Regions from separate parts of the Mus musculus genome. Here all the other regions are linked to region 3. The links are chromatin loops, found by intact Hi-C in ENCODE. Cell type or tissue: left cerebral cortex. All regions are shown on one strand.

Region 1 (8,000 bases), 80 kb before region 3:
GGCACCAGCACTCGAGTGCACATAAACACACAGACACACACACACACACAATTTTAAAAGTAGTAAAATGATTCTAAAAACAAAACAAAAACAAAAAAACAAAAACCCAAGCACACTGCCCAGAGGGGTAGTCCATGCCTATTTGTAATCCCAGCAGTGAGGATAGTGAGGCAGGAGGGTTGCCATGGGTTCCAGACCTGCCCGGGGCTACCTACATATAGAGTGAGGCAGCCTCATAAAACCAAAAACTAGCCACAGAACTGCAACACTTAAGTGGATTCCCCAGCTCCGCCCCTACTAGAAGGGAGGTCAATGAATCTTGTTTAGCCTGTCTCTCAGCATGGAGTATCTATACAGGAAATAATAAGGGGTGTCTGTGTGTCTGTGTGTGTGTCTGTGTGTGTGTGTGTGTGTGTGTGTGTGTGTGTGAGAGAGAGAGAGAGAGAGAGAGAGAGAGAGAGAGAGAGAGAGAAAGATCAAGCAGCAGCAGTTTTTTAAAATGTGCCTTCAATTGCTTGCAGGGATGACTGACTAGGGTAGAGGTGGAGGCAAGGGTAGGGATGGGAGGTTAATATATGTTTGAATAAGGTTTCCTGTTATCTGGAAACATTCAAAAAGAGAGACAAAAGAAAGACAGAAAAAGAAAACTAGAAAGCAGGAAAAGCTATAGGTTGTATTCAACCAAGACAATCCTCTTCGGGTGAACAATGGTTAGCGCTTTCTGTAAACTTACTTGCCACTTGTCAATCATTTGTTCAGACACTCATTTTCTACATACTATATGCTAACCACAGTACTCTATGCAAATATATGGGCATCAACTGAACGCCAGGTTTTCCAGATGTATCTGTTCTTTGGACAAGGTGACTGCTGCTACAGGCTGTTTAACCAACCTACCTACACTTTGAGAGACTTGGGTTCACATTCTCACATAACTTGCAGGGCAATTGAACCAGCGATATAATTACTTTTCTCTGTGCCTCAGTTTCCCGCTCTGCCAACCAAGGCCCTACCTAGCACAGAGCATGAGAGTGAGAGGCATCAGTATTAGCACAGTTCTCTCACCCCAGGACTCCCCGGTCCACAGACCCCTGCTTGGTGCTATTTCTGAAGCTGGCCAGGCAGGCCCTCTGCCGCTGACCCTGGAAATCGGGTCACGGTAGACAAGGCGGAGTGTGCAGAGGGAGGGGTCCTTTGCGCGCGGCTACTCGGGTTTCCCCAGGGCCGCCGGATAGTCTCCAAACTCACTTCGGAGAAAGGGAAAGAGCGTGAAGTGGCTCTTTCGATCTGAGACACCCCCTCCCGGAGACATCACCCCCTCCTCCCAGCCAGGCGCGGAGTGAAATCTTAGAAGCCGAGGCTGCTGGGTTTGAACGGAATGCCGGAGTCGGTGGAACTCGGAGCTAGTCCCCCCCGAAGGTCAGAGAGTTGTTTTGAGTTCTCGTACCCGGAAGGGGGGGGGGGCAGGGAGGAGAGGACGCCAGGGCCCGAGAGACCCCGCGTCAGAGCAGAAATTGTGCTCCGGAACAGGCAGCTCAGCGGAAGCCGCGACGGGGGCGGGTCACGTGCGGCGGTGGCCGTGCAGCTGCCCGGGGAGCCGGGCTAAGACAAGGGCCCGGCGGGGCGAGGGTGGCGCGGGGCGGCGGCTTTCACAGCCCAAGGTGGAAGCCCGGTAGTCGGAGCTCCGGGAACGTGGGGAACCCGGAGCTCGAGCCCCGGAGGCGAGCGCGTTATGCAGGGGGTGGTGTGGGAGTCAGGGCGCTCCGAGCTCCGCGTGGTGCGGCGCGGGCGAGAGGAGGACGATGGCGGGGGGGGGCAGTTGGGGGGCAGAGGGACGCCAGCGGGGCTCCCTCCTAGCAAGAGCTTGATCCACGCGGAGATTGCGGGAGTGGCTGAGACCCGAACAGGGAGGCGCCGCTCTTGCAGTCATCGGCCTTGTTTTCTTCTCTGAGGCAAATCCCGGAACGGCTGGAACAGCCATCCTTGCCTGAGTCCCAGGGGCGCCCCCACTACGCTTGGGGGAGGGTGCATCCTGCAGGGTACCCCAGTCCGAGGGCGACAGAGGTGGCTTAGCAAGATGTGAGTCAGTGGCGCGCACGAATTCACACCCTTCCCCGGGGGGGGGGGGGGGAGAGAGAGAGAGAGAGAGAGAGAGAGAGAGAGAGAGAGAGAGAGAGAGCGAGCTAGCCACTTTGGGCCTCCTCGGGAGTGTTATGGGGGTTGATGGGGGATACTGGAGAGAAACCACCTGCACCACTGAAGCCTGTGATGGCTTCGCGGCCGGGTGGATTGGGCCGTACACGTGCACAAAGTGGCGCGTAATACTCTTGCGTGGGAGGGTTAGGGACACAAACTTGGTCACCTGCCAAGAACCCTTAGGAACTTTGGTGTCGCTCTCAGCCTCCAGTGCCCTGGAATATACTCCTCTTTCTAGGGGAGTCCACGATGCTCAGATCTGAGGCTTGGAAAGAGTGTAGTAGTGTGGGCTAGCCTGGGACGAGAAAGCCACCCCCGTTCCTCTCACGAAGGCACAGAACAGTTGTCTTGCAAAGTTTCCTGTACTCCTCCCCACACAGCCCAGTTGAGGAAGGGTGGCTCTTCCGGAGGTGAGGGAGGAGGGAATAGTCTCGAAGCTAGGACTGGTGCATTAGTTCCTTTAACTATGACCCTGGAGCGCGAGGGACACCCGGGTCCCCGCGTGTTGGTGTTCCTTCCAGACACTACACCTCAGGCCACTGTAGCGTCTGTTTATGGTTGCGACAGCGGGTGCTGAGCAATGTCTGGGACAACAAGAGACGCCATTTGCATCCCCCCCCCGCACCCCTGCAGGTTGGCAGGGGCGGGGGTGTCGCCCTGCACGGAAGCGCATTTCTGGCAGTGACACTGATTAGATGCCGTGCCGCTACGTGCACGGAATCGGGGTGGGCCTTCATCACTCCTGTTCGCCACTCACTCTTCTGGTGGGAAAGTTGTGGGTTCCCCCCCACCCTTCCCTCTCGCCGCACAGCTGCTGTCTCCGGGGGCGGAATTAGGAGACCGTGTTAGCTCAGCCAGGAGAGAGAGGATCTCGCCGGCCTCGGAAAGCCGCCGGGCCCGGGCCTCGAAAATCCAGCCCTGGCTTTGCGTCGAGCTGCCGAGTGCGGCGCTTACGCGCCCGGCCAGCCGAGGCCTGGTTTCCATCTGCCCCCTTCGCCTCCGTGTTAAGTTCGCCGGGGAAAACCCAACGATCCGTGCAAAGCCCCTCGGAAGAGCGCTACCCCCACCCCAGCCTGATCCTGACCGATGGAAAAAATGACAGTATAGGTCAGAACAGGCTGCCCGGGAGTATTAATGTGGCTGTCTCTGTTCCCGGTGCTAGGGGAGGATGGGCGCCTCGCCAGGAAACCGCCGGGGGAGGAGCCATGAGGGCCGCCTGCCCCTCTTGAGGCTAGAAAACGTGGATTCTCACAGGGACCAAACAAATGTGGTTAGACAGCTACGGGAACTTATCCCAGTTAAATATGGATCCATCGTGTGTATTTCAAGCGACATTCCCTCCCCCACAATCAAATACACTGATTCAGTTAAAAATAAGACGAAAACAGGTTAGTCTGTAGATGCGAACCTTGCTGTCTACTTATCATGAGACATGTCTTCTGGAGGTTCTGACCTGAACCCAATCATCTTGGTACAATGTGTCCTAAGGTAAAAGAGTCCCCGTTACGCTGCACCTTCGAGAAATCTTTGATTAATAGAACTCGAAGAGACTATTTTAGTTGTAGTTTCTACTTGATGCTGCTTACTCTTCCTTGCACACTCCTGCAAGGTTGTTTGTACTTAGCTCTTACAACCCACGTTTCTCTCTTGCCTTTCTTTTCCTGAGTACGTGCCGGGTGCGGGCAGGAGGAGGCCACAGAACTATGCTGCTGCCAAGGCCGCCGCCCTCGGACTCTCACTTGCGCACCACGCGGCCTCCGAGGAGGGGAGATGTGAACTCTCCGGGTGGCGCTCGAGAACTGGAATTCTGCTTTGAGTCTGAGGAATTTGTTTCAGAGGCAGATCAGTCACAGCTTGGAGGGGGCGGGGGTAGATAGAGACTGTACAGGGCAAGCTCCAGAGGTGACCCAGGCTCTAAGGAGCGAACCGTAGAAGCGTCTGTGTTCTTTGTCTTTCGCGGGGCTGGCAGCCTGGCATTCACAGCTCAGATAAGGATCTACTAAGAGCCACAGCCCATCGCCAGCACATTTAAGTGATTAGTCTACCGCCGGTAGCCACTTAGGAGAAATGTCTTGTCTTTGAGAAAGAAAAAAAAAAAGCGGCCTCATGTTATGAGTTGTATTGGACCCTTCAGACCCTTCTTTGCTGCCTGCACACATCTCCCTACCGTGCCAGACAGTAAGGAGAGCCTTTCCTAGATAGGAATCTGACCAATCCTGTTCACATGAACATTATTTATATTTGGGTGTCAGTAAAATGTAGTCCACTAATGGCAGAGGACTTTCCTTTCACCCAGCCTCACCAAGAACGAGGTAGCTTGGAATCGCGTCTTGAAAAATCACCTTGAACAAAGGTGGGCTAGGAGAGTATTTCTGAAAGACCCCTGCTGTGTCCTTCAAGACCGCGGGGAGAGTGTAAAGATGCGGTGTCTGATCCCTGCCTGGAACTTGACAGTAATCCAAACGAAATGAATGCCAGCAGAGAGCCCAGTCCCCAGGCTTGGCTAGCTCTTCCTTACAGTTCTAGCACTCGGGAAACTGAAGCAGAGGATTGCCTTAAAGCCCAGGCCCACCTGGGATCCAGCGTGAGACTGTAAGGGCTGGGGGAAGCTACTCTTTCACACCACCAAGTCAGGCCTTTAAGGTTAAGGAGTCAAGAGATAGTTTGAGGCCATTTTTGCTTTAACTATCTTGTGGACAAAAACAGTGAACGTACTCTCCACTTTGCCCAAACATGCCTCCCGAGAGACCTGGGGTAACTTTAACTTCGGGGGAGAGTGCCCCCCCCCCCTTTACCCATAGGAAGGGAATACAATAATACCCTAGCAAGCATATGTGGCACTGGCGTGGTCTACACACAGGAAGCCTATTCTCCTCTGACCAACTCTATTATGAGGTGGACACTAAGACTGCTTTCCTTGCCTTAATTGTGTCGCCCCTGGGGTCCAGAACTGTTAAGCAGCTTGCCCAAAGCCCTAAGAGGGCCGTGTGGCCTCTCCCACGCTGTAGCCTGTGTGATTTAAGGGTTTTCCCCCCCTAAGGGAAAAAACCTCCCTCCCAACCCTCCCAAAATTTTGTGGCTTAAGATGCCCAACATCTTTGGCTGCCCCCCCCCCCCCGCCGGCGCAAGGAAAACTCCAGACTTAGGTAACAGAATCTACTGTGACTCGTGACTCTGCAGCACAGAAAGGGCCAAGGGAGACAGTGCAAAGGCCCCTAGCCCACCTAGCCGCATAGCATCCGGCAGTCACGTCCGCCGGAGGTGACTAGGGCCTGGGGGTAGCCGATTGCTCAGGAACTCCTTATCGCCTATCTTCAGTGGTCCTGTGAGGCTTAGGTAAACGGCCACCCGCGGTGGTGACTGGTTCGTGCAGGTCCCCCGTCTCCAGGCGCGCCCCTAGGCTCCTCCGGTGGGTCTGGCTAGATGCCCAGTGGCGCCTCCAGAAGCTCCGGTCTTCTCTCCACTTGAGGCGCCAGCCCTGAGCTAAGCTCCCCTGCTTGGAGCTGGAGAGCCCAGTTGGGACGGCTGGATCCGGTTGTTTGCCCTCAATCCAGCCCGATTACCACCAGCTCCCTATTCCCCCGAGCGCGCGCACAAACACGCTTTCCAAGCGCGCTCCAGGCCTCCACTTTCCCTTCCTCTTCCTGGCTCGCTCTGGTGCTTCGAAAGCTCGCGGCGATTGTTTGCTTCGAAGAGTCCAGGTGGGGAAGGCTGTGCCCCTCCCCCCCCCCCCCAGCCCGCATAAGTGCACACGCTGTTAAAGCCTGGGGCGCACAGCCAGGCCTATGGACTCCCTTGTCCCCCGAGAAGTGGCAGCTGCTAGAGAGGATCGATTCTACCCGTGCTTCCGAGAGACACAGGAGTAAAAATAGGAGACCTTAGCCTGTGTCTGAATTTGGGGACGGGAGAGTAAATCCTATCTCCCAAGAGGACTAGTAGGTTTGCACCGCACAGCTTATGTGGACCACAGTGTGACATCCCTACGTGTTCTGGAGAGGCTGAGCGGCCTAGGCGCACTTGGGGGCTTAGTGGTTTGGGGACCCTGGGAGAGACTGTCAGAGGGGGGGCGGAGCAGGAGTCCTCACTCCTCAAGGCAGAACACCTTTTTTGGAACCTTGAAACCCAGGGGAGCCGCTGCCATCTTCCAGTCGCGAGTCGCTCCTGAATGTTTCTTTAAGGCTCCTTCCCGGGTCGCGGCTCTCTCGCTTTCCACAGGCTAGAAAGATAAAGTCAGGGCCGGGGGTTGGGGTGGGGGACTGGCTCACACAACTGTGCTCTCGACTTTGCCTACCAAGTTCACTGTGGTCCCAGAGTGTACCCCTCCTCCCCAGGCCACACCTCGATGGGGGCCTGTCCTGTTTCCTTCCTCGTTGGTTCAAATCTCGAGTTTCATGGAGAGAGGGCACATTATATTGCCAAAGTCACTAAGTGTCCCCCCCCCCCCAAAGTCCCATAAGGATAACCTAAACACAGGATTCCCACACCCCGGGCTGATCCTTCCTCGCCTCCTGGGATTAACTGGACTCACAGGTCCATAAAACACTTCCGGCGGGGCCAGAGGGTCTGTCTGCAGAAACACTTTAAAATAGCCCTCCGTGGCCGGGAGTCGGAATTGACACAGACAATTCCTGTTTTTTTTTTTTTTTAGGCTATGAAGGGAAATCGTCTGAAGCGGGGGGGGGGGGGGGGTAGGGTAGGCAGCTTCCAGAAAACAAACCAAACCAAAACAAAAACGATGCACCATTTTAACCAAATGACACTGATTCAGGGTAGCATGGGTATTCAACGGGAGCAGACAGGTTGCACCTGGCTTCTGACCACACTTCAATGATGAACACAAACACTTTGAAACTTGGGGGCTAGTAGAGGCAGCCTCCCCCTCTGTGAGAGTTAACACTACCTCTGCCCTCCTTAAGTAGATTGAAGAGGCTGGAAGTATTAAAGTGCTTTGCAAAGGCAGCTTGGCCCGTCCATTTCGCTGTGGTCAGGGTCTCTCCCACACATGGAAGGCACCAGAGCTTTGTTAATTAAGAAGTAGAACTAAGACCACCCCCCCCCCATCCCTGCAAGGCTATGGAAGATACAGTCAAGCCCAAAGCACGTTCAGACCAGGAATCCCCACCCCTTTCTTTTACATCACTTCGAATTAAGTTTCTGAAGAATGGGCGAATCTTTGGAATGCTCTAAGAAAAATTCACCATTAAAATTCGAGGTTAATGAGAACGAAAATAGTCCTTTAAAATGGATTAAACCACATTTTAAGACAAGAACCGGAAGAATATAAATTCAAAGTAGCTTCTTGGCCTTGTCCCCCTAATGTAGGTCTGGAGAGCAGATGCTGGTAGATAGCCCACCCACCACACACACACACACACACACACACACACACACACATACACACACACAATCTGGGACCGGGAAGTAGGACTTGACAGATTTGAACAGCAAGGTGATGTAGGTCTGCTGGGCGAAGACCAGGAAGCTAGGCAACGACTTGGCTTAAAATGAATATGAAAAGAAAGACTTAGGCCTGCTGGTGTTTCCTGGAGGCCTAGAACTACTCAGAATGGGGAGGTGAGGGGTGCTCTGTAATCTTCCCTGAAGGATTCAAGCAATCCTACTGGCCTGGGGTGGTGGCCAGGTGCAAAAGGGATAAAGGCCTAGGCAGAGCTTTAACCCAACCTCTCTAATTTGGCGCGGGGTGGGGTTAGAGGTGATGTAGTGGAGAGTCTCTGCTTGAGCTCCACGGGCCTCCCTCTCACTTCCTTGGCTACGCGCGGCCTCTGGCTAGGACTAACCAGCCT
Region 2 (8,000 bases), 270 kb after region 3:
TCCTGGGACTCATCGTCATAGTGTCTCTCGTCAAAGTGTCACTTGCCAGGCGCAGCTCTAGCTCAGCACAACTCACCCCCTCTTCTAGCTTGCTCCTCCCTGGCTCCCACAGTAAGAAAGGCCTCAGAGGGGAACAAGCACTGCTGAGTTTGCAAGCAGGTGCTGCCTGTCTTGTCCTTGGCAATCCCTTGGCCTGGACCCAGAACCCTAATCAGCCACGGGTCTGATGAAAGACCACTTACACGGTTGAGGTGTCCACCCAAAGAACTTGGGGTCAGTCTCACCTTGGCTGAGGTTTTGGTGTCCTCAGGTCAAAGCCACAGCAATTCCTGGAGTTCTGTGTTTTCCCCTTTCTTTAGACATACCCTTCCCCCAAATGAAGAAAAGGGTTAGTAGGACAAAGGTGAGGGGGGGCGGGCAGCAGTAGGTAGGGAAAGTAACCTGAGGGTAATGGGTCTCAGCAGGCAGTTGAGAGATCAACTACTGCACTCTCTACCCAACAGGGCCAAGATTTGCAGGGTAACTGCCTGCGGTGGTAGCTAAAAGAGGTGGGTTACTCTACCCTCAGCTTGCCTCTAGCCCAGGTATCTTCTTTGGAAGCAGCCAATCTGAGCTGGTTACCTAGGCCATGTTTATGTTTTCTATTCAAGGTCCTTGGGCTGCCAACACCAGTTTCTTGAACCAGGAGAAAGTACTCAAGTCATCTAGAGAGTCAGAGAACAAAACCCATCTCTTTCTTTGGGCGTCTGGAATAGGCATTCCGTTGATAGGAGATGAGGCTGTCCTGGAGAGGGGCATTTAGTGGCCAGGGCACTAGCTCATCAGGGGAATCAGCTTGTTCCAGTTGCTGTGGAAACTAAGGTGCTTGGAGAAATCAGGTTGAGATCACTCCACTGGACACCAAATTGAAATATCAATCTCTTTTCTCCTAATGTGGGGTTTGCATGGCCTTCACGTGTGCATGTACATCTCACAAAGCTACAGAGACAGACGTAGTAAGTCCTGGAGGACTCTAGGGGTCTCCTGGTCCATCCCATCCACCTCTGTGTGCCTTGATACTGTCTTTAGGACACTGTCATCTCAACCAGCCCCTAGTGAGTCACCACAAGGGATCAAGAGCCTGAATTTTGTGGTCACACATAGTTAGGCCCGAGTTTGTGTCCATCAAGGCCTAGTTGCAAGGTCTTGTGCAAGTCACTTGGTCTTTAACACCCTCCCCCATTCTCATCTGGTAGCTTTGCGGGGGATGAGACAGTGTGTGGCTGAGAGGGCTTCAGAGTGGATTCACTATGGTGAAAGGAGTCGGTTTCTCTGCCTGTGTCAGTTGGATCCTCCAGGAATTAGATGAAAGGAGGTCCCAGGGACATAGGTGGGAAATACCAGGAGAGCTTAGCCAGTGAAGAAATGGCTAGCCACAAAGGACAGCGCTCCCTACATGCAGTGGGGAGGCTTGGCCTAAAGGCTGAGACAAAGCCTTTAGGCTCTAGAGCTGGAAGTTGTCAGCTACTTGGCCTTTCTCATGGGAAGCTCTCTCTGGATGGTCTGAGGAGGGGGCCTCTGTGGCTGATTCAGCCCTTCTGAATCCCTCCTTATGGAGTTCTCCTTGAAAGTCAGCATGTGTGCTGCTGTGGAGTGACTGCTGATCCGTGATTCGTGCTTCGTGATTCCTCCCTGGCATACAAGCGCTACAGCTCCAATTTCAGAGAACTTGCCAGAATGGCCCCTCTGCTTTCCAAGCCTACTCCACGGCAGGCTGCGCCACCCAAGTTCAAGTTGAGGTGAAAAAGACGTCCCCATTCAGGGGATAGTGGCAACGTTCTGGAAAAGCAGAGACCCAAGAGACACTGCTGTGCCTGTATTCTGGGAAAAGCAATGTGCTACCAGGAAGCAAAGGAAGAAGTTAGGCCAGTTCAGACTCCTTCTGTCTGTTGATGCAACTAAAACTTTATTGAGTGCCTACTGTGTTCCAGGCTGCCTTAAACACTGAGGATAGAGGATAGATACAAATCCTATACGTTGTAGAGATTATGTAGTATCAGGGAGAAGACTGGCAATACACAATCAAGTAAGTGCTTATTGTGCCAGGAAGTAACTGGTGTGAATGAATGGGTGAAGAAGTGATGGAGGGATCCCCTCCCCGCCACGCCACCCCCCCCCCGCCCCCCCGCTGTCCGTATCTGGAAAGGTCTGTAAACTGCTGGGAAGAGTAAGCAGGCTTAGCTATTAAAACTGTACCCCAGGGATCTAGCTTGTGGGTCTGGGTGAGCTTCTGCTAGGTGTAGAATAGAAGGCTTGTTTCCCAGGCTGAGTCCTTGGCCAAGGTCACCAGCTTGTTAGTGTCAGTATGGGAACAGGACCTGCAAAACCACAAGTTTGTTTGATCCTTCACCTCCCAAAGACCTGTCTGGCCTCTGCCCCTCCACAAAGCTGAAGGGTTCGAATTAGAGTGGGTTTGAGTTTTGGTGCCCGAGAGGGCCCAGGAAGGAAAGAACTTGGGGATGTGATTGGACTCAAGGAAACTCTTCCTGGACCAGTCTGCCCAAGCACTCAGAGGCAGCTCTGTTTCTGGCTTTCCTCCAGGTCTAGGACTGGAGGTGGAGGTGTGGTGACCAAGAGGGGATGAAGGGGGTGGTAATCTAGGGCCAGTAGGCTCCCTACATTATCCCTCTAGTCCTCCCTGGCTGCTAAGCTGGCAGGCGCATGGGAGGGCAGAAGAGGATAGTGTCCAGGAAGGTGGAGGACACTCAAGTGGCGATTGAAGAAAGGCAGAAGAGTGCATGGAGAGGGGAGCTGGGGCTCCGGGTCCCGGAAGGGGCAAGGGAATGGAATGTTCAGAGGTGGCGGGTGGTGGGTGAGGGCATTTGGGGAGTTAGTTTCGAGACAGGGAGCAAGGCCGAGGCGGCTCAAGGTGAGGGGGCGGGAGATTGGGGGGCCCCTGCAGCATCTCGGACCACAAAGGGCCGGGGAGCTCAGGCCCGCGGTGTTAGCAAGCCGTATCGATCGAGGGGCGGGCGCAGCGAGCGCGCCGAGAGCGGCTCCATCCATTAGGGCCGCTGTTCGCCTCCAATTAGAAAAAAAAAATCATTACTCAGCAGCCAGCAGCGGCCTGCGCGCCGCCCGGGACCGCCCGCGAGCGAGCCAGCCAGCGAGGGAGCGGCGGCCTCCCCCGCCCGCGCTCCCCACCCCCCTCCCCCGGCGCCCCGCCTTCCGCGGCCCTAATGACAACTATTAGAACTGCCTCCCCGCACCCACCGCCTGGCGAGCACAAAAGCGCCAGATTCATTTGGTAATCGGGGTAATTACAGCGGGGCGCGGGGGCGCACGCGGCGATGGCGGGCGCGCTGGCGGAATGCTAAGGGGCCCGGCGCGTCGCCCGTCCCCACCCCGCAGCCCTCCCTGACTGGCCTGGAGCCCCGGCAGCTCTCGGTGCCACAACTATCAGAGCCCGAGCCCTTTTCCCGCTGCAGTCGCCGGAAGGGGGGTTCCGATCGGCAGACAACGCAGAGCTGTCACCCCCCTCCTTCCCCAGTCCCCCGCAGTCCCCGGCTGCCCTCGCCAGCGGTTTCCACCGCAAGGCCTGCGGCGTCCGGGACAAGATTTGCTGTGTCCAGAAGTCGGAGAACCCCTCCGAGGTCCGGACGCATAATAAATACCATGTGTAATGTATTTACTCTGTTGCCCCCAGTTAATTTACACCCTAGCGCTGCGCCGTCCCGCCCCCGCGCGCACCAGCCTGCCGTTTCTATTTACAGGCGCGAGGCGCTGTACCTCGAGAAGGCTGCCCCCCCCCCCTTTGAGAGCTTTAGGATGGATGCAACGTGTCGTTAAACCTGAAAGGAGCTGTTACTTATCAGTAATGGTGTTTTCCTCAGGCCTTTCCCCTCACCTGCACAGAGACAGGTACCACCTGGGTGGTGCACCAGGACTAGGGTGCCCTAAGGCCCTGGTGGATGTGTCTGTTGGGGGAAGAGGGAGTAAGCATTATGTGGCTCTAGCAGAAGGTAGCTGAGGCATTTTCGAGGGGGGCCCACCCCAGAACTGCAGGGACCTGACTCCTCAGAACAGCCCAGGCAAGAGGCTGCGCCCGGAGGGGACATGTTCCTCCTCCAAAACTGCCTAGAGCAGCAGCTCCTTAGGCTGCCTCTTGGACAATCCCCTCCAGAGGTACGGTTCTTGCAGTAGCAATTGCCTTATCTGGGGTGATTTTCCATCCACCCTTTCTGGGCAGCTGGACCAATCTTCACATACAGGACTTATCTTGTGGAGAAGCAGGGCTCTGTGCTGGAGGCAGGCCTATCGAATGGAATGTTCACTGGGCCTTGTGTGTGTTCTTAATGACCCATAACAACTCTCAGAGGTGAAAAACAAACCCTTACACCCCTTTAACCCTTTCTGTGCCCGTCCCGTTGTGGTCTAGGAGACTTCTCGGTCTTGCTATGGTGTCTTCTACCCCACCGGCTTCTCAAACATTAGTTTGGCTTCTCATTGGTGGAGGTGGTGGTGGTGGTGTGTGTATATGTGTTAGAACTGTGCAAGACCCTGAAGTAGGGAGCTGCAACCCCTGGAAGTAGCATCAAAATTCTGAGTAGGTACACAATTTTCCAAAAGGAGGATTCTTAAAGGGGATCTGAGGCAGCCCCAAAGGTTAAGAACTACCTAGCAGCTGTACCAGCTCTTGCAGGTCCGACCGCTGAGCCTGGCTTCATTACCAGGACGAACAAGGCCATCCCAAAGCAGTTGTGATTAAAACAGTGAGATAATGCTTTAATATTCGTACAGTACAGGCATCTACAAAAATAAATTATTAATGATGTCCAAAATGGCTGTGTGTACGCAGCATGCACGTGCATGAGTTGGTGACTCTCTCTCTCTCTCTCTCTCTCTGTGTGTGTGTGTGTGTGTGTGATTAGAATTATAAGCTTTGCTCTTGGGAAGCTTGTTTGGAACCTCTTCATTTCTCTGCTCCTTAGGACCAAGGGGGATTGATCTGGGGTGTACCCTCTTCTCTGAGAACCAAGCTCCTCCGTTCCTCTGGAGACCCACAGCCTCTCTTGGGCACTTAGTCATCTATATGGACTCAGTACACCTTTGAGCACTCATCAAACCAAAGGCTCAATCAATGGTCTTGGTCCAGTCTCCTGTCCCTTCTCTACTTACAAATAGAAGGGACTCTAGATTTTCCCCAACTTTAGTCACTGGATTCTTTCTGGTGCTTAACTTGGAAGTACTTGACAACTACTATGATTTAAAAAATAACCACATGTAAAATAAGCCTGAATCTAGGGTATTGAGCAGGCCCCAGAGAGGAGGAGAAATGGGTGGATGCGGTGGTAGGCTCATTCTCTTCCTCTCTAGCTAAGAAAATAAAGCAGGGGAAACTTGGTTGAGGTCCTGAGAGCAAGATTAGAACCAGTGTTCCTCCCTGTGACACCCAGAGTCTTCCCACAATCAAAAGCTGTTCTTAAACACCATGCCCAAAAGCCACTTGAGGAGGAAAGGATTTGTGTCACTTCACAGATCACAGTTCATCACTGAGGAAACTGAGGGCAGGAACCTAGAGGCAGGAACTGAAGCAGAGGTCATGGAGGAATGCTGCTTACAGCTTTGCTCCCCATGCCTTGCTCAACATACTTTCATCAGGACCACCAGCCCAGGGATGACACTTCCATCCACAATCAGCTGGCCTCCACATCAATCGCCAATCAAGGAAAATGTTACACAGGCTTGCCAGTAGACCAACCTGCTGAGGGCGTTTCTCAGTTGAGGTTCCCTCTTCTCAGATGACTCGAGCTTGTGCCAAGTTGACAAGACAACTAGCCAGTTACCCATACCTTCTTCCTTGTATTCTTTGAAGCCATTTTCCCCAGCACATTTCTTATGCGGTTCATTCCATCTTGGGGATTATTCCTAGGGGATTTGAACTGCTCCAATATGTTCTTCTCCATTTTCAGCCAGCCCTTATAGGTACAGGAGTATTCAGAAAATAAGGTGGATCGCTCCTTTGTCCCGTTCCATAAAGTTCTAGGTACAGATGCTCCCTGCAGCCTTATAAGCTACATGGCCAGCCGCCACATTTTGGCAATCATGCTGCCTGTGGCTTGTTTTTATTCTTTTATTCTTGCTATCCTAGGTATAGCAAGGTCCATCTCTGCCCAGGGTCCCTGTGTTCCAGAAGGCTGGCTCTGCGTGGAGACCAGACCTTAACTCTGAGACCCATAATTCTTTCCACCAAGTGCTTTGGGCAACTCCTACAAATCAGTACGCTGACTCCCCAGATAGACTGCGAAAGATGCTTTGGACAGGATGGTGGACCAGGACTGGTCAAGGCAAAATCAGATCCAAAGAAGGCAAATGGAGCAGGAAAGGCATAATTGGGAAACAAAGGCACTGCTAGAGCCCTGCCTGCTCCAGGAAAGGCAGTCATCTGCCCAAAGACAGATAAAGTGAAGGACTGTTTTTTGAAGGGGAAGGGGCAGAGGTCACTAGCTAGGGGAATGTGTCATCTTTGACATGGGGAGGGTGGTTATTCCAATCTAGAAAGAGAACGCTGGCCAGCTCCCTCCCTAGCCTGGGAGATACAATCCTGGACCCCAGTCCCTGGGGGGAGAAAGACGGGCCCTAAGTTAGTAAGAGTGCAGTAGGGAGGGAAGAGGTATGTTACTGGAGTCTGATGCCCCGTCCACCATTCAAGCTTTTTGAAAAGAGGACACCTTTGCAAATTCACTAGCTGACCTGAGGGACCATGGGACTAAAGCCAGATCTCAGCAGTGGCCCTGGCTGAAGAGCTGTTTCTGGGGCTAATTGGTGTGCCCGCCCATCAAACTTTACAGGCTCCAGGCTGCAGCTCACTGGGCAGGGGGCTGGAGGCCAGAATTTGAGGAAAGTCCTCCCCCCTGCCCCGCCCCCCACCCCCGTTTCTGCCCTAGGGGTACCTACAAAGACTCCGTGGTGTCTGTACACAAACTTGAAGCCTTTATCCCCTCGGAGAGTCCAGCAGGGTTGCCTCCTGCCAGGAGGGTCTGTGCACTAGAGTCTACAAGTTCTAGGGTGGGTGTGGGGAGGAATCTGCCCACATTGCAACCGGCATCCACCCCCTACCCATACCCAGCCAGTTGCTCCCAAAGGAGGATGCAGGAGAAGGAAGGAGCCAGACCTTCTGAAGGTGGGAGTCACAATGCAAGCTCCAATGTGTCACTGCCCAGGGCCCTGGAGACCAAAGACTTGCTCTTCATTCCCCTGCAGCCCATCCCTTCCCGCTCCGCCTTCTCACACTTCCCGCCAGCTGCAAGCAGCTTCTGGTATCTTCTCCCTGGTCTCAAAGCTGGGGGTTGGGGGCAGCTTTGCTTGAGCTGTGCCCCAAGCCTAAAACCCTCTTATCAGACGCCTACTCTCCCCATTTCGCTTTCAGCTTTAAGCTCCAGGAAGTATGGGCAACCCCCACGGTAAACAAAGGCAAACGCTTTCTTTATCTGCAGCCTTTACTATGCTAATGTTCGTTGGGAATCTTCCGGAGTTGGGTGAGGAGGCCCCCAGCTTTCCATAAGTGCTGGGCCACAAAAGGCCTATGCCTACTTTGCTGTCTATTAACCCAGTGTTGGGGGCGGCGGGGGACTGGGGGAATGCTCCTGGGAATAACAGCCCCTTATGACCCCACTTCCACTTCTGGAACCGGTTTGGGATTTAGCCCTGGGAAGAAACCAATCCTGTTCCTTGTTTATAGTTGGCTGCGAAGATCCAAGTGTGGGAGCCTAAAACTAATACAGGTTTTGTGCTTTTATTTTATTTATTTATTTGTTTATTTTAAAGAAAAGTAGTTTGAAGGTACAAATTACTTCCAGAAGGGGATCGTGCAAGGTCCAGACCCTGAAGTTATTAGTATTCAGGTGAAACCTTCACCTGTGCACAGACATCATCATGGGCTCATGGAAAGCTGGGAACAGGCATGTGCAGAGCGACTGGTTAGCTGGGCTTGGACAGTCTCCTCAAACACTTCCATACAG
Region 3 (8,000 bases):
TTTATGGTCCTCCCACCCCCTTGTGTCCCCAAGAGCAGCCCCCCACCTCAACACAATTCCCACACAATTGAAATGTCCGGGGAGCAAGGGCGCGGAACTGCCACTGTTGCGGGTGGTGGTGTTTTCACGTAGCTCTTAGCGCCTTAAGGGGAAGTAGCTCCTCTGGGAAGAAGGGGCGAGGTGCGGTGGGGGTGGACGCCCACGCGCACTCAGGCTCTGCTGGGCTGGCTCTCGGAGGGGACGCTAGGCCGGGAGAGCGCAGCGCTGGTGGCGAGAGGAGGCAGTGGCGCCTGCCGCTGGGGTTTGACAGCTTTGGCTGAGAGGAGTGCGAGGCGCTTTATGGTAATTGCGGTCCTCCACTGGCCTTCTGGGTAGCAAGGGGAGTCTCGGCGCGCGGCAGGGAAAGCCTCCCCCGCCGCCCCGCCGCCCCGCCGCCCCCCATTCTTGGGGCTGGGGATTTGTTGGCCGACCTAGCCGTCGCCGCTGCGGAGTCGGTCTCCAATACCCTAGGACGTGAGCCCTGGCTGGGCGTGAATGCTAACTCGGCCGGAGCTGGGACGGAGAGGACAGAGGGCGGTAGAGTTGGGGGGGGGGTACGAGGACACGACCCGCCACCCAGGTGGTTTGGGGTTCAGATGTGGCGAGGCCCCAATGCACCCGGCTGGGAATCCGTGAGGGCCGGGGAAAGTCGGGCGAACCTTTCCTGGGGAATCACCCCCTCCCGAAACCCCACCGCGGAGGCGCCGCAGCGGAGGGTGAGCGGAGACTGGGGATCTCAAACTTGCGAGAGCTGGAGGCGGCGGCGGCGGCGGGCGGGCGGGCGGCTGTCGCTCGAGCGCTGCGCCTGAGGGGGGAGGGGAGGCGGCTGTTGGGAGGGAGGGAGGGAGGGCGGGCGGAGGGAGGGGGAGGAGGAAGAGGAGGGAACCTGGGAGGGGGGACGCGTTGGGATCGCGGCGTGCGGCAGCAGACGGAGCCTGAGCTCCCAGCGGCAAGGTGAGGCAGAGCTGCGCTCCGGGCCGAACGGCGACCGAGCTCTTCGGCCGAGGGGGAGACGCGCCGGAACCCAGAGCACGACCGAGAGCGGGAGCGAGGCGGGCGGCGGTGGCGGAGGGGGAGCACGCGAGCCGCCGGGCGGAGAGCCCGAGCCGCGCTGTCGCCGCGGAGGGACGACTTGGCCAACACACTCGCTCACACACACTCACACACACACCCAGCCCGAGCGGGCGCTCTCGGCGAACCGTCAACATGGCGCTGGGGCTCTTGCCCGAGCGCGGGCGGCAGCGGCGGCGCGGGAGCTGCTGAGGGTGACAGAGCTCGGGCCAGCTGCGGGAGGAGAGGATCGCGCGGGGCCGTCGCCACCTGCCCTGAAGCTCGCAGCCCGCCCCGCCCCGCCCCACCCCCACGCGGCCCAGAGCCCACCCCTCCGCCGGGCCGACCCCGAGGGCAGCAGAGCGGCTGCAGTCGGCGGCGAGCGAGCGCGGCGCTGGGAGTGGACTGCGGGCACCAGAGGAAGCCAAACTTTGCTGCTCGCTGCGCTTTCCCGGCCGGGCTCCTTCACGTAGCCGCCCTCTCCCGACCCCGCACACATTCACCCAGCCAGCCGCCCCCGGATCTTCCTCGCCGCCTGGACTCCGCTCCGGGGAAAACTTCAAAGCGCCGGATCGCAGGGCTCCCTGCCTACTTCCCGACTGGGGATTTCAGGTCAGTGCCCGGAACACCTTTCCCCGGGGGCCGCGGGCGGGCTGGCGCGCCGGGGACTGCAGCCGACCTCCTCCCTCCGAGGGTTTCTCCTCCGACTTCGGTAGACCCCCGTTGGGAGGCTTAGCTACCTTGCTCGCTTTCGGTTTTACATCAGAGCTGCAAGTTATTAAAAATGCAGCCAACCTAAGCGGCCCCCGCATGGGCACCAGGGAGGGAGGGACTCGACGGAGGACCTGCCGCCTCCCGAGGGGTTGGGAGGATCGGGAGTTGAACGAGTGGAAGTTTGCAGCCTCTGTGTGTCTGCGCGGGAGCGCGGTCGTCGCCGAGCGTCGGGAGTCAGGCGGGGGGGGGGGTGCTGGGCTGGAAGCTGGGAACCTCGTCTCGGCGTTACCTCGCTAGCAGGAAGGGGAGGGCGGCGGGTTCCCGTCTGCTTTCTTTTTCGACTCGGAAAAGAACTGTAAAAACCCCCAGCCGCCGCCGCTTCGTCTGGCCTCTCCTGGGGCCCGGCGGTGCCTCCGAGTGGAACGCCGGCTTGAGCGTGCGCTAGTGTGTGCGGCGGGCGCCTCGGACCGAGCCGAGCTCGACCTGCCGTCGTCGCTCAACTCCGGAGGGGAGTCCCGGGTTTTTCCTTGGCTTGCCCCAAAGCGTGAATCACGTGGAATAACGGGGGCGGGGGGGGGGGCCTACTAGGAAACAGCGGAGAGCCGGAGATTCGGAATGGGCCAGTCCGGCGACCCGTCAGGTCAGATGCATTGTTTTGTAAATGTTCTTTTAAGATTCTAATTCGACCCCCCCCACCTCCATCCCTTCCCTTCGGGAGGCGTCCCAAGGCAGGTTTTAAGTTCGGAGCCTCCTGGAGCCCTTGTAGACTGCTTGTTTAGGGACGGCGTGGGGGAGCGAGCAGAGCCCTCGGCTCTCCGCTTGGCTGTACGGAGCCTGGTGGGAAGCCCCGATGGGCGTGTGAAAGTCTGCGGCCCCGGGAAGTTGGTCCCACTCGGAGGGAGGGCGACGCGGAGGCTCCAGGCGAAGAGGAACTCGCGCACCGGGCGCGATCCTCGGCTGAGGCGGGGAGGGCGAGGCGGCACAGGGCCAGCGCTTGAAGCAGGCGGGAGGCTGCGCTACGGAGCCGCCACAAACTCGGGGGCTGCGGGCTGCGGCGAAGAGAGCCTGCTATTTTCGAAGAGAGCCTCCGAGCGCCCTGAACGGAGTAGGGCGGCTCGTGGCACGTGTAGTCCCGGCGGACTTCTGGCTGCCCGGCGGCTCAATGGAACACGTACCCACGTCCCGAAGACGACCGAACCTGTCCCCTTGTAGGCCGAGGCCGAGCCAGGCTTAATTTGCTGTTAATGAATCTTTTCCAGAAAGTCTGCGACCTCCAGCTAGACTCTGAATACCCGCGCGCGAAGACGCGCGCCGCCGGCGTCTAAAGGGTGGGGGTTGGGGGAATAGAAAAGCGAAGAAGGAACTGGAGGAGGGTTATGTTTATTTAAAAACAAACCTTAAAAAGAAACCAGCGCGCCTCAAATAGGTATTCGTCCTGCCTGGTTGCGTCTAGACTAGACAGACCGGGGTTTTAACTGTAACCCCCTCCCTGCGCACCCTTATTGAGAGAATGCTAGGGATGAGTACTGCTATTTGGTTCTAAGGTTAGTTCCTTGGACGGAAAAAAAATACTTTAAAATGGACCGGGAGGAAAAAAAATGAGGAAATAGCCCACCCCAGAAGGTGGTGGGTGGTGAGCAGACAGACTTGGGTATTTCTAGCCATCTGACACTTCTGTGGCATTGGAAACGGACACCACCACCGGGAGAGACCGACCTGTACACGGTACTGGATTTTGCTAACAGAATTGCTTGTGTGGAAGGTATTTCAATTGTCGACCTCAGAGACACCTATATGTGGACTCTTGGGGGGAATACTCTCTTCTCGACCTTTCCCACTCCATCCCCGACTAGTTACCTGGTCTGGGTTGCAGTGTCGCCTCTGGTGTTTATTTGGGATTGAATTGTGTCGTGTAGACCTACGCGGAGCCGGGATGATTAATATGCCGTCCAGGTTTAATCTGAGGCTGGCCTTTAGTGTGCGGAGTACACCACCACGTACGCGAATTGCCTGCGGTGGTTAGGGGATCACGCGGGTTTCGGTCACCAGGCGCTGGGCGGGTAGGTCTGGACTGGGGCTCGATCGGCCCCAGCTCTCTCCTTTGAGGCGCTGTCACCAGTAGGTGACTGAGAGTTAATTAGGAAGTGTTCTCTGGATCAATGGGCCGCACAGCTCATTAGCGATTCTTTCCAGCCCTTTGCAGGGCCGGCCTGGCCTCCGCCTCCCACACAGCCCGGGCCCCCGCGGTCCCTGCTGCGGAGAGTGCCGCTGGGAAGTGGGGAGGGGTGGTCAGTGAGGGACAGCGGGCAGGCCAGAACAACTTCGCAGGGCCGTGTGTTGCGTGCGCCGCCGCGAGGTCCCCACAGCCCGCTCTTTCTTCCTGCTCGCGGCCGCCTCCACTGTGTCTTTAACTCGCTCTAGCTCGCTTTGCTGCCTGGCTGCTCCTCCCCGCCTCCCTCGCCTATCTCTTGTTCTCTAAGCACGACGCCTGTGCTCCCCGCCCAGTTTGGGATTAGACAAGATAAAAATAGGACTGCCCAGCGCGCAGAGCTGTGACAGTGCCCGGGTAGCCGGGCTGATGCGAGCGCAAGGGGTAGGGTCTGGGGAAGACTAGCAGGGTGCTCGGGTCGGCCAGATTCTTATTGGACCCTCACCTCCTACCCCGCAGGCGCCGTCACGCTCGCTGGACTCCTTCCGCTGTGAACCGTGCGGGCCAGGGGGACCTGAGCAGGGTCTCCGCGCTCTCGCGGGTGTTGTTGGTGTGCGGGTGATAGATCGGTCTAGACAGGCATGCAGACTCCCTCCCGGCTGAAGGACGGGGGGTGGGGGGCAGTGGAGTCGGCAGCCGACTCCGGAGAGCTGTGAGCTAGCAAGCTAAAGCTAGCCTGCCGACCCAGCAAGCCGGGCTTGCTTGCCGGGTGGAAGGCAGATTGAGGGGGTGTCTCTTAACCCTTTAAGTGCGGTAAATAGTTTAATGGGGGGAGGGACAATGAGTCTTGTAAAAGTGACTTATTAGAGTGGTCTGCGGGGTGGGGGCCTGGGTTCTAGACCCACTCGTGTTTTCCTTTCTCTTCTGTGTGCATCCGCCCATTCTTTCACAAATCGAATGCAGCTGCTCGACAGAGTACTAGCTTGACCTAGTACTCCTGATTCTGGGAACTTTGACCTCAAAATGGGCACCCTCGCCTAAGAATCTGAGTTTCTGAGCAGACTATATAGACCTCTCTGTTTCCAATGGGGACCTGAAGCATGTAGGGGGATACTCAAAGTGAGAGAAGGTCTCTCTGACCCAGACGCCTCCAGATTAAAGCCCCCCCCCCCAGCCTGAGATGCCAGGCCAGCAAATACAGCATGTATGTATTGGTGGCAGAACACAGCATTCCTTGAGTTGTCCATAAATACTTAACCACGAACTTGTGAATAGTTATAATCAGACATGTGGGAGAGACAATCCAAATTGGAGATGGTCTGGACACTTAAAAAAAAATTCTATCATTCGTGTATCGATGACCTAAAATTTACTGCAGCTCACCATAAGTTAGTCTAGTTCTATTCGGGGCTGGATATTGATAGGTAGGTTCCCCTATATAGAATTAACTTATTCCCTCCCTCCTTTCCCCCTTAAAAATGTGTGGCCTAAGGTTCCTCTGTTTACATTTAAACTGCAAAGCCATGCTGGTCAGGCCAGGAAATGAACTTCATTATATGGCTAGCCAAAGAACCTAAGCAGTAGAAAGGGAATCTCAGATTAAGATGTATCTCTGAATGACAAGTGCTGGGACAAATCTAGAGACTTTGGTCCCAATGTCCTAGTAGAAGAGATGCCCAGGAGATAAAGAACTGGACAAGAGCAGAGTAAACACGGGTATGTAAATGTAGACCATGTATAGTGGTATTCTAAAAGAAAAACTGTAGATGTCATGAAACTGGAAAGTGGGGCAGAGTTTCCATGTGTTGCAAAGACAAAACCCATTTAAAGAAGTAAAGAGGGTCACTTGGGAAAGCACAAAAGGCACGCATATGCATACATACCCTGTGCTTAGATACAGGGGCCTAATTACCAAGACCTCCCCTTTGCCTTGAGATGGACTTTTCACTAGTGAGACTGATTGAAAGTAAGAGGGGAGCCAGGGCGTGGTGGCGCACGCCTTTAATCCCAGCACTCAGGAGGCAGAGGCAGGCGGATTTCTGAGTTCGAGGCCAGCCTGGTCTACAAAGTGAGCTCCAGGACAGCCAGGGCTATACAGAGGAACCCTGTCTCCAAAAACCAAAACCAAACCAAACCAAAAACAAAACAAAAAAAGAAAGTAAGACGGGGCAACTCTATTGACACATTCTCGGGGAGATAATGTGTTTGGGCAGTAGAAAATGGCAAAGCAGCCTTCCAAATAGGTGGCTGGCCCTCGGTTAGGATCACTTCTAGTTAGTTCTTGCCCTGCTGGCTAGGTAGCAGGAATCCAAAGAGGCTGGGAGTTCTTGACCTTGGAGAGGTGAGGGAAAAGGCAGCAGTAGTGGCCAGGAGAAAGATGTAAGGGTGTGGTAAATTTGGTGAAGGTGGAGCAAGGCTTGGACTGACAGAGAGAATTGACAGAAGGATGGATGCCCTCTGGGAAGAATAAAGGGAGCGAATGCTTTCATGTTGGTATGCTTTCTTATATATTTTCCCTCCCTGCTGGAAGAGACTCTGCCTGGGACAGCCAGTGCAGGGTGCATTAGCAAGCACCTCGGTGACCCCAGACATGTAAACTCCTGCTAGGGTTTAGTTTGCTCGGGGCACTTGTTTGCCTGGTCCCTCTTTGTCTAAGCCCAGTCAGGAATTCCAGTTTTTATTGGGAAGATCACACTTGGGTAGAGCCCAGGCTGGGTGGGGCAGAGCTGTGCTTTGAGGAAGGCTGGCAGCTTCCTAAAAGGCCCAAATGCTGCCCCAACCCTAACACAGGCCTCAGGAGCAACCAGTGGCCCTTAGAAATGCCACCCTGGTTTCCTCAAGGATTCACTGTTCAGACAACTAGCCAGGCAGGGTCAGGGAATCAAATGTGCCAACCTCTGGGCTGAGTCCACCGCTACAGCTAGGAAGGCCCTTTGTTAGGCCCTAATGTTCTAGGAATCAGATGAAGAGTGTAAATGCAAGTGTGTTTGCTTAGGAGTCTCTTGGGACACTCTGGATCTGGTCTAGAGGGGGGGGTCTCCCCAAATTAGGCGTTGGTTGGCCACCATCAGAGGAACTTGGTCAGTGTTGATGGCCAATGGGATTCTCTCTCTCTCTCTCTCTCTCTCTCTCTCTCTCTCTCTCTCTCTCTCTCTCTCCCCTCCCTCCCTCCCTCCCTCCCTCCCTCTCCCCAGAGTTGGTCTTCCTGCTGAGCCCTAGGTGGTAGGTCTGGGAAAATCCAAATAAGCTGGCACAGGAAGTCCTGTCCACCTCCATGGTAGCCCAACAGAGCTTATCCCTGGGCACTTGGCCTAAGGATGGACCTCCTTAACAGATCCCCAACATGTCCCTCAAGAGGGGACATGTATATTTTGTGGGGTAGCAGTTTTTATGCCCTTCCCGGATATTTCTGAAGGTTCCCATTCCGGGCTGACTGACGCTCAATTCCGTGTGTCCTCAATCCGTATCCGTGTGGTATGGCCCCATTTATTTTTTTTCAGGGAGCAAGTATCACTAGCCAGCACCCACACAGGCTGGGCTCCCCATGATTAGACAAATGGAGAAGTCCACTCCGAGAAGATCCTGACAGCATAAAATATAATTTGTGATCTAAAAGACAGTTTCCAGTATAATCTCATTATGCACCACAGACTCCCGGTGTTATTTTGTGGAAGGCGGACAATGATCAATTTACATTGACCCGGGGCTGGGCGAGCTTTTAGATGGTAATTGCCATATTGATTTGCATGCAAAAAGGAGACCTGCTAAAATTAAAGACCGGAAGCTAAATTAAACTAAATTTATTGTCTAGGTGCAAACCAGGGGAACTATTGGGGGGGAGGGAGGTGAGTCAGGTTAGGTTGCTAGGGGCAGAACAGGTAAGAGGCTAGCTGAGCTTGGGGGGCAATTTACAACTTTCCCGGATAGCTTTGCCTTGATTTCAAAATGTGGGAAAGGGGTCGAGTTTAGGAGAAAGTTATAAAAAGGTACAGTTGCAGTGAAGGCCCTGGGTCTTTTAATGCCAACGGTAACTATAAGGGAGAGGGGA

The links. Peaks named below come from ENCODE experiments on the same cell type or tissue, not always from the same donor. Only the 100,000 strongest peaks of a DNase experiment are listed, where the experiment ranks them.
Region 1: it touches region 3 in a loop (4-fold over the local background); 13 of 42 quality-filtered maps call a loop at or near these places.
Region 2: it touches region 3 in a loop (3-fold over the local background); 14 of 42 quality-filtered maps call a loop at or near these places.

What each region holds. Positions count from the first base shown.
Region 1 is chrX:12,153,708-12,161,707 of GRCm38, reverse strand. It overlaps a transcript of Bcor not described here. Among named protein-coding and RNA genes, the nearest start is that of Gm46687, 65 kb to the right of the region's middle. In left cerebral cortex, a CTCF peak has its summit at 5,666; DNase peaks (open chromatin) are centred at 3,408, 3,932, 5,145, 5,701 and 7 more places; H3K4me3 peaks cover 2,921 bases; H3K27ac peaks cover 3,141 bases.
Region 2 is chrX:11,802,814-11,810,813 of GRCm38, reverse strand. No RefSeq gene overlaps it. Among named protein-coding and RNA genes, the nearest start is that of Gm26314, 44 kb to the left of the region's middle. In left cerebral cortex, no CTCF peak of the experiment used is centred here; DNase peaks (open chromatin) are centred at 1,714, 3,297 and 3,754; H3K4me3 peaks cover 1,087 bases; H3K27ac peaks cover 965 bases.
Region 3 is chrX:12,073,519-12,081,518 of GRCm38, reverse strand. It overlaps Bcor (BCL6 interacting corepressor), which reads left to right and starts at 966. Exons shown (of 15, transcript NM_029510.3): 1 at 966-1,701. In left cerebral cortex, a CTCF peak has its summit at 287; DNase peaks (open chromatin) are centred at 2,720, 3,329, 3,524, 4,256 and 4 more places; H3K4me3 peaks cover 4,915 bases; H3K27ac peaks cover 3,504 bases.